2 separate regions of the Homo sapiens genome follow, and region 2 is linked to region 1. The links are chromatin loops, found by intact Hi-C in ENCODE. Cell type or tissue: ovary. All regions are shown on one strand. Links, peaks and the distances in the headings refer to the core of each region. The heading gives the core; the rest is flanking DNA.

Region 1 (4,389 bases), core at 72-4,071:
CACACCTGCTGAGCTGCAAGGCTGCTTCCCTGGACTTGCTTCTGCCTCTGTTCACATCTCTTCCTGGAAGGCTCTTCCCCCACCTCTGAGCCGGTCATTTCGTGGGGTTGCACTTCCCTCTCCCCGATTTTTAGGGGCTTACGTGTTATCCTGGTATCCTGCGCAAGTCTCTAAAGTTACAGCAACGCACTATTAATTGTTAGGTGACTTCTCCACCTCCAGGGTGGAGTGTAAACTCCCTCTGGAAAGGGAGCACCTCGTTCCTTTCGCAACCCCAGTGCCTGGTGCAGAGCAGGTGTGTGATAACCATTTGTTCAACAGATAAGAATAACTCCATCAACAAGGGTGGACCTGGGTGATGATGGGATATGGCAACATCTCCAGTTTATTGGAAATACTGGAAATAGAATAAACTGCTCCTTAGGAACCATCTTAGATGGATCCTACCAGTATATCTGCCCTCCGCCTCCCATGTTTAGGTTTATAACATTCAACCTAAAACTGGGCAGAATCCCACTTTCCCATTTCACCCAGCAGAAGTTCCCAGTTGGGGCTGGGCATGGTGGCTCACTCACGCCTGTAATCCCCGCACTTTGGGAGGCCGAGGTGGGCAGACAGCTTGAGCTCAGGAGTTCGGGACCAGCCTGGGCAAGATGGTGAAACCCCATCTCTACCAAAAACAGAAAATTAGCCAGGCATGGTGGTGTGTGCCTGTAGTCCCAGCTACTCAGGAGGCTGAGGTGGGAGAATCACCCGAGCCTGGGAGGCAAAGCCTGAGTGACAGAGTGAGACCCCCAATCTCAAGCGGGGGGGAAAAAAGGAAGTTTCCAGTTGGTAGGACTTGGTTGTTCAAATTAAAGGACTTAAAAAATAATACTCACACTGCTTGTGGTTCCTTAAATTTTCCTACTTGCTGAATGTGGTACATGAGGTCCCCACCGTTGACATATTCCATGACGAAGTACAGCCGATCCTGCAGACCAAGGTTCAACACATGAGCAGGGCTCCTCCCCAGCCAAGTGGCTTCCTTTGCTCTTCACAGGTTGTGTTTTGCTTTCTCATTAGTTAAATGGGGACTGCATGGGCAGATGTGCTCAGTTTAGAGCTCTTTCACATTTTTTTCCAAAGAAAGAATAAGTAATAAACCCTACTGCATGAGGGCCTTGGGAAGTATAAAGTCATTACATAACCCTGAAATAATGGCTCTCCATCAACGTGCCTTCCTGTTACATATGCTATTATAGTAACGGCCTTGAACATTCTTCCCTATCTTCCTATACATATAATAAATTTCTAAGTAAGGGATGGTGTGAGGAATCCACATAAGGCAATTATTTCATTTTAACTAGTGCTTCTCCATGGTCCAAATGTTTAAAGGCTGGTTTGCAGTGTCTGGGAGGCGTGCCATACTAATGTAGTATCGTGTTTAAATGGATACTCCTGAAAACACATCTCTCAGGCTTAGGATTACACATGCTCAATATATTTACTGGACATGGGACAGGGGACTCTAGATGGAGATGCTAATCAAATGTTCTTTTGCATCTGTAATATGCCCAAACACTGTTTTTCTATTTTCTCTGTCACTGGTAGGCTAAGTGTTGGCCCCATGATGGGCATGTATCATAGACCCAAATAAATCTGCATATTCCTGAGGACATTATGCTGGGACAGATAGGAAGATGGAGGGGTTTAACAGTGAAATAATGACCTCTGCTCTCTGCTAGAAAACATCCCCATTTCACAGAGGATATTAAACATTAAAGTGCTGCACAGGGAGAAAAAAATGATGAAGCTGGTGCTAATAGCCAGGAAGCAACCCTGGGAGCCCCAGTCTCTAGCTTTCCTGTTATGAACTTTAATTTCATCTTCATTTCTTTGTTTTGTAGCTTTCCAGAGCTTAATCAGGGTAACCAGGGTTACAGGCTCTGGGCTGGGATTCAGAGCTGTGGTTGTCTCTTCCGAGCATGCTGCTCTCATCTCTCCCTGGCGTGACTTGATTCAGAGTCAGTGGGAACGGCTGGGAGCAGGAAGCTCAACGTGCCGCCAGCGCTAGGCTGACACGTAGTGGCCGGCGCCTGACTCCGCGGCCACTGCTACACACCCAGAGGCTCCGGGTGGCTGCAAAGCCATTTTGAGATTCTAAAACACAAAAGCACTGAGAGGTTCCTCCCAAGAGTTTTCAAAGAGGCATAAGACAGAAAGTCAATCTCTGATCAATGGGCAGTTGAAAATAGTAATAATCGCATCAATTACAGCTACTGATTATGGAGTCATATTTTAAATGGGCAGCCTCTGAGGAGTGGAAAGACCAGCTTTGGCAACGTCTCACTATGGTGGCATCTAAACATCTATGTTTCTTTTTTTTCTTTTTAAGACAGAGTCTTGCTCTGTTGCCCAGGCTGGAGTGCAGTGGCGCCATCTCGGCTCACTGCAAGCTCCACCTCCCGGGTTCACGCCATTCTCCTGCCTCAGCCTCCCGAGTAGCTGGGACTACAGGCGCCCGCCACCACGCCCGGCTAATTTTTTTTTTTTTTTTTGTATATTTAGTAGAGACGGGGTTTCACCGTGTTAGCCAGGATGGTCTCGATCTCCTGATCTCGTGATCTGCCCGCCTTGGCCTCCCACAGTGCTGGGATTACAGGCGTGAGCCACCGCGCCCGGCCATGTCTGTTTCTTGTAGGCCACTTGCAAGCCCTGCAACGGACTGATTAGTGCTTTGGAATGTCCTTTTTTGTCCTCTGTTTAGTTTTACTTTACGACAGAGCTCAGCAAACTTTTTCCACAAAGGGCCAGACAGTATGTATTAATATTTTAGGCTGTGAGTGTCTCTTGCAGCAACTCAACTCTGCCTTCATGGTGCAAAAGCAGCTGTAGATGACAGGTACACGAAGGAGTGTGGTGATGTCCCAAAACAGCTGTTTATGGATGCTGAAATTTAAAATTTGACCTAATTTTCACGTGTCACGATATATGACTCTTTGGATTTCCTTGTTGTGACCTTTCCTAAACTCACAAGCCATAGAGAATAGGCCACAGTTTGCCAGTCCCTGTTGTGTGGCATTGAACAAGAACATGCTCTTTTACAAAATCAAGTCTCCTTATGCTCCAATGCCATGTTTGGCAGTGGAACCAGTGGTCTTAAAAAGCCAAGACTGTGGCCAGGTGCGGTGGCTCATGCCTGTAATCCCAGCACTTTGGGAGGCCGAGGCGGGTGGATCACCTGAGGTCAGAAGTTCAAGACCGGCCTGGCCAACATGGTGAAACCCCATCTCTACTAAAAATACAAAAATTAGCCGGGCGTGGTGGCAGCGGCCTGTAATCCCAGCTACTCGAGAGGCTGAGGCAGGAGAATCCCTTGAGCCTGGGAGGTGGAGGTTGCATTGAGCAGAGATCGCACCATTGCACTCCAGCCTGGGGAAGAGAGAGTGACTCCGTCTCAAAAAAAAAAAGCCAAGACTGTGAGTTTTTTTGTTTGTTTGTTTTTGTATCCCAAAGTCTGAGCACAGTACCAGGCATGAAGAAAACCTTTCATGGAAATGTTTGCTGAATTAAGGCCAGGCACAGTGGCTCACACCTGTAGTCCCAGCACTTTAGGAGGCCAACGTAGGGGGATCGTTTGAGCTCAGGAGTTTAAGACCAGCCTGGGAAACATGGTGAAACCCCCGTCTCTACTAAAAATACAAAAATTAGCTGAGTGTGGTGGGGTACATCTGTGGTCTCAACTACTTGAGACTGCAGTGGGCCGTGACTGTGCCACTGCACTCTAGCCTGGGCGAGAGAGTGAGATCCTGTCTCAAAAAAAAAAAAAAAAAAGAAAGAAAGAAAGAAAAAGAAAAAGAAATGTTTGCCGAATTAAATGGCATGAATGCCAAGCAGAGGACATCACAGAGAAGGCATGCCCCAAATCTACCAGTGAGAGAGGTGGGAGGTGGTCCCCAGTCACCTCTGCTTGACATCACAACACACCTTTCTCCAGCCTTCTCCAAAGGAACAAGGATGCTAAGAAGCTTTGGGCTGAGGCGTAGCTCTGAGAGCTGGGTACTGCATCGCAGGGATTCCCAGGGTCCTTACCACTGTCTGGAAGCAGGAGTGCAGCTGCGTCAAGAACGGGGGTTTGTCAAGCAGGGCCAAGACTCGCTTTTCTACCATGGTGCACTCCACGTCATCATCCTGAATCACCACATCCTTCTTCAGGATTTTGATTGCATACAGTTCTTCTGTGCCCTTCCTGTCGGCAAGCATCACCTGAGAACACGTCAAGAACAACCTGAACACTTGTAAGCACATATCTTGGGGGGCAGAGGGAAGGAACCAGGCCAGGTGACGGCTCAGTGACAGTTTGTGCACCTTTGTCAATGTGGAACATAAAAATATTAAACTTTATGT
Region 2 (4,389 bases), core at 171-4,170, 560 kb before region 1:
CTATGTTGCCCAGCTACAAAACACTTTTCTAGGGCCAGGCACTGGGTTACAATGGTAATCTCAGCACTTTGGGAGGCTGAGGTGGGTGGATTCCTTGAGCACAGGAGTTTGAAGCCAGCGTGGGCAATGCGGTGAAACCTTCTCTGCAAAACAAATATAACAATTATCCAGACGTGGTGGTGCACACCTGTGGTCCCAACTACTCAGGAAACTGAGGTGGAAGTGTGTCCAGAATTGGTGGGTTCTTGGTCTCACTGACTTAAAGAATGAAGCCGCAGACCCTCGCGGTGAGTGTTATAGTTCTTAAAGGCAGTGTGTCCGGAGTTTGTTCCTTCTGATGTTCGGATGTGTTTGGAGTTTCTTCCATCTGGTGGGCTCGTGGTCTCGCTGGCTCAGAAGTGAAGCTGCAGACCTTCGCGGTGAGCGTTACAGCTCTTAAGACGGTGCGTCTGGAATTCTTCGTTCCTTCCCCGAGGGGTTCGTGGTCTCCCTGGCTCAAGGAGTGAAGTTGTAGATCTTCCCGGTGAGTGTTACAGCTCATAAAGGCAGAGTGGACCCAAAAAGTGAGCAGCAGTAATATTTATTGCAGAGTGAAAGAACAAGGCTTCCATAGCATGGACACGAACCCCAGCGGGTTGCCACTTTTGGCTCGGGCAAGCAGTTTTAAGCAGTTTTATTCCCTTATCTGGCCCCACCCACATCCTGCTGATTGGTCCATTTTACAGAGAGCTGATTGGTCCGTTTTGACAGGGTGCTGATTGGTGCGTTTACAATCCCTGAGCTAGACACAAAAGTTCTCCACATCCCCACTAGATTAGCTAGATACAGGGTGTGGACACAAAAGTTCTCCAAGTCCCCACCAGAGTAGCTAGATACAGAGTGTTGATTGGTGCATTCACAAACCCTGAGCTAGACACAGGGTGCTGATTGGTGTGTTTACAAACCTTGAGCTAGATACAGAGTGCCGATTGGTGTATTTACAATCCCTTAGCTAGACATAAAGGTTCTCCAAGTCCCCACCAGAGAAGCCACATACAGAGTGTGGATTGGTGCATTCACAAACCCTGAGCTAGACACAGGGTGCTGATTGGTGTGTTTACAAACCTTGAGCTAGATACAGAGTGCCGACTGGTGTATTTACAATCCCTTAGCTAAACATAAAGGTTCTCCAAGTCCTCACCAGACTCAGGAGCCCAGCTGGCTTCACCCAGTGGATCCTGCACCAAGGCCGCAGGTGGAGCTGCCTACCAGTCCGGTGCTGTGCCGCCGCACTCCTCAGCCCTTGGGTGGTCGATGGGACTGGGCGCCCTGGAGCAGGGGGCGGCGATCCTTGGGAAGGCTCCAGCCGCGCAGGAACCCATCCATGGCGGGGAGGGGAGGCTCAGGCATGGCGGGCTGCAGGTCCCGAGCCCTGCCCCGCGGGGAGCCAGCTAAGGCCTGGCGAGAAGTCGAGCACAGCAGCTGCTGGCCCAGGTGCTAAGCCCCTCAATGCCTGGGGCTTGTGGGCTGGGGGGCCGCTCCGAGTGCGGGGCCCGCCGAGCCCACGCACACCCGGAACTCGCGCTGGCCCGCAAGCGCCGCACGCAGCCCCGGTTCCTGCCTGCGCCTCTCCCTCCACACCTCCCGGCAAGCTGAGGAAGCCGGCTCCGGTCTTGGCCAGCCCAGGACGGGTCTCCCACAGTGCAGCGGCGGGCTGAAGGGCTCCTCAAGTGCCGCCAAAGTGGGACCCAGGCAGAGGAGGCGCAGAGAGCGAGCCAGGGCTGCCAGCACGCTGTCACCTCTCAGGAGGATCACTTGAGCCCAGGGGGTCGAGGATGCAGTGAGTCAAGGATGGCGCCACTGCACCCCAGCCTGGGGAACAGAACAAGACTCTGTCTCAGAAAAAAAAAAAAAGTTTTATAAAACAAAAAGGCCATGCGCTGTGGCTCACGCCTGTAATCCTAGCACTTTGGGAGGCTGAGCTGGGTGGATCATTTGAGGTCAGGAGTTCAAATAAAATATATTTATATGTATTAAAAAATATATATTTATATGTTATATATATTTTAAAATATACTTTATATATATATATACTTTATTGTTTGGTTTTTTGTTGTTGTTGAGACAGAGCTTCACTCTTGTCGCCCAGGCTGGAGTGCAATGGTGCGATTTTGGCTCACTGCAACTTCCACCTCCTGGGTTCAAGCGATTACTCCTGCCTCAGCCTCTAGAGTAGCTGGGATTACAGGCGTGTGCCACCACGCTTAACTAATTTTTGTACTTTTAGTAGAGACAGGGTTTCACCGTGTTGGCCAGGCTGGTCTTGAACTCCTGACCCCAGGTGATCCGCCCACCTCGACCTCCCAAGGTGCTGGGATTATTGGCATGAGCCACCGCGCCCGGCCTGTTTGGTTTTATTTTTAAAGAAACGAATGATACCTGGCTTCCTGGAGAGACTAGCATGGCCCTTCTAAGCCACTAGGGGGTGGCGCTGTTCACGGCCTCAGGCTGCGCTCCCTTTGCAGGAGCCTAAATGTGCCCTAAGTCAGGAGGGTGCCCTGAATCAGGAGGAGGTCGCCTTGAGTCAGGAGGTCTGCGAGGCCCTTCCTCTCCTGGGTCTTGTTCTTTGAAGCGGGCCAGTGCTCCGCACGCTCTTTGATCTCTCGAAGCGTAGCAAGAAACAGCTGCAGCCTCCTTTCTGTGGTCACCAGTGGTCCAGTTGATCCGTGTGTTGTCAGCCGTTCAGGACCCTGGGGCAGGCCCAGAAGCTTCAGCCCCAGGAAGGGACGCAGGCCTGCAGGAGAGGGAGGGGGTGAGCCCTAGGGAATTTTCCTTTCTGACTCGGGAGGATAGGGCAATGGAAGGAGCCCAGTTGGAGAAGGGGAAGAAGAAGTAGAACGATAGACGTTCCTCCCCCAAGGTTGGCGTCATCTCCAAGACAAGAGCAGCGGAGGCTGGACACATGGCTCACGCCTGCAATCCCAGCACTGTGGGAGGCCCAGGAGGGCACATCGCTGGAGCCCAGGAGTTCGAGACCACCCATGGTCAACATGGCAAAACCCCTACTCTACAATAAATACAAAAATTATCCAGGTGTGTTGGTGTGTACCTGTGGTACCAGCTACTCGGGAGGCTGAGGTGGGAAGATTGCTTCAGCCCAGATGGTTGAGGCTGCAGTGAGCTGTGATGGTGCCACTGCACTCCAGCCTGAGTGATGACAAAAAAAAAAAAAAAAAAAAAAAAGAGACAAAGAACAGGGCTTGAGGGTTGGCCCTCTCCTGACCCTCCTCCCAGCCAGGAACTCAGAGTGGGCATGCCTCATTGCCTTGAACTTCTCATGGACAGCAGGGAGCTCTGCCTCCACCTCCACAGACAGCCCCCAGCCCACCCACCTGAGAGGGAGGCAGACATTGAGGCAGGCTGCTCTGTGTGAGTGGGAGAGGTGCCCGAGGGTGGCCACAGCTGCAAACTTTCTAGCTCTCATCACCTCATCCTTCTCTCAAGCCAGGTTTCCAGCCCCTCAGCCTCAGCCTTCCCAGATGTCGTCACTCTATTCTTTTGTTTTGTTTTTGTTTTTTTTTTAAACTTTTTTTTTTTTTTAAGACAGAGTCTTGCTGTTGTCGCCCAGGCTGCAGTACAATGGCACAATCTTGGCTCACTGCAACCTCCCCCTCCCAGGTTCAAGCGATTCTCCTGCCTCAGCCTCCTGAGTAGCTGGGATTACAGGCGCCCGCCACCACACCCAGCTAACTTTTGTGTTTTTAGTAGAAACAGGGTCCACCATGTTGGCCAGGCTGGTCTCGAATTCCTGACCTCAGGTGATCCACCTGCCTCAGCCTCCCAAAGTGCTGGGATTACAGATGTGAGCCAGCGGGCCTGGCCATATTTTTATTTTTGAGACAGAGTCTCTCTCTGTCACCCAGGTTGGAGTGCAGTGGCGCGATCTCTGCTCACTGCAACCTCCACCTCCCAGGTTCAAGTGATCCTCCTGCCTCAGCCTCCCGAGTAGCTGGGATTACAGGCACATGCCACCATGCCTAGCTAATTTTTGTAATTTTAGTAGAGTCGGGGTTTCACTACGTTAGTTGGGCTCTTCTCAAACTCTTGACCTCAGGTGATCTGCCTGTCTTGGCCTCCCAAAGTGCTGGGATTACAGGCGTGAGCCGCCGCACCGGGCCCTCACTCTATTCTTAAATATGAGTCCCTCTCCCAAAGCTCCGGGGCACCCTCTTAGGCACATTCTAAGGCTCCATCCAGCCCACCCCAACCGCAAAGTGAGAATTCAGAGAAAGTGACTAATGCCAAGCTATGAAGAGGCATGATGCTGCTTCTGTGAGGTGGCTGTGAGACAGCCTCACCATTCATGTGAAGAAAATTCATTCTTTGGGAAATTAAGGGCTGCAAAAATCT

Evidence for each region. Hi-C counts contacts between places; a loop is a spot of excess contacts. Peaks named below come from ENCODE experiments on the same cell type or tissue, not always from the same donor. Only the 100,000 strongest peaks of a DNase experiment are listed, where the experiment ranks them.
Region 2: a loop joins it to region 1, with 2.5 times the contacts of the local background. A loop is called at or near these places in 1 of 110 quality-filtered maps.

The regions. Positions count from the first base shown.
Region 1 is chr17:66,735,348-66,739,736 of GRCh38, reverse strand. It overlaps PRKCA (protein kinase C alpha), which reads right to left. Exons shown (of 17, transcript NM_002737.3): 10 at 4,075-4,248; 11 at 882-973. Among named protein-coding and RNA genes, the nearest start is that of MIR634, 50 kb to the left of the region's middle. In ovary, for the core only: no CTCF peak of the experiment used is centred there; a DNase peak (open chromatin) is centred at 2,026.
Region 2 is chr17:67,291,973-67,296,361 of GRCh38, reverse strand. No RefSeq gene overlaps it. Among named protein-coding and RNA genes, the nearest start is that of HELZ, 49 kb to the right of the region's middle. In ovary, for the core only: a CTCF peak has its summit at 2,467 (motif pointing right); a DNase peak (open chromatin) is centred at 2,461.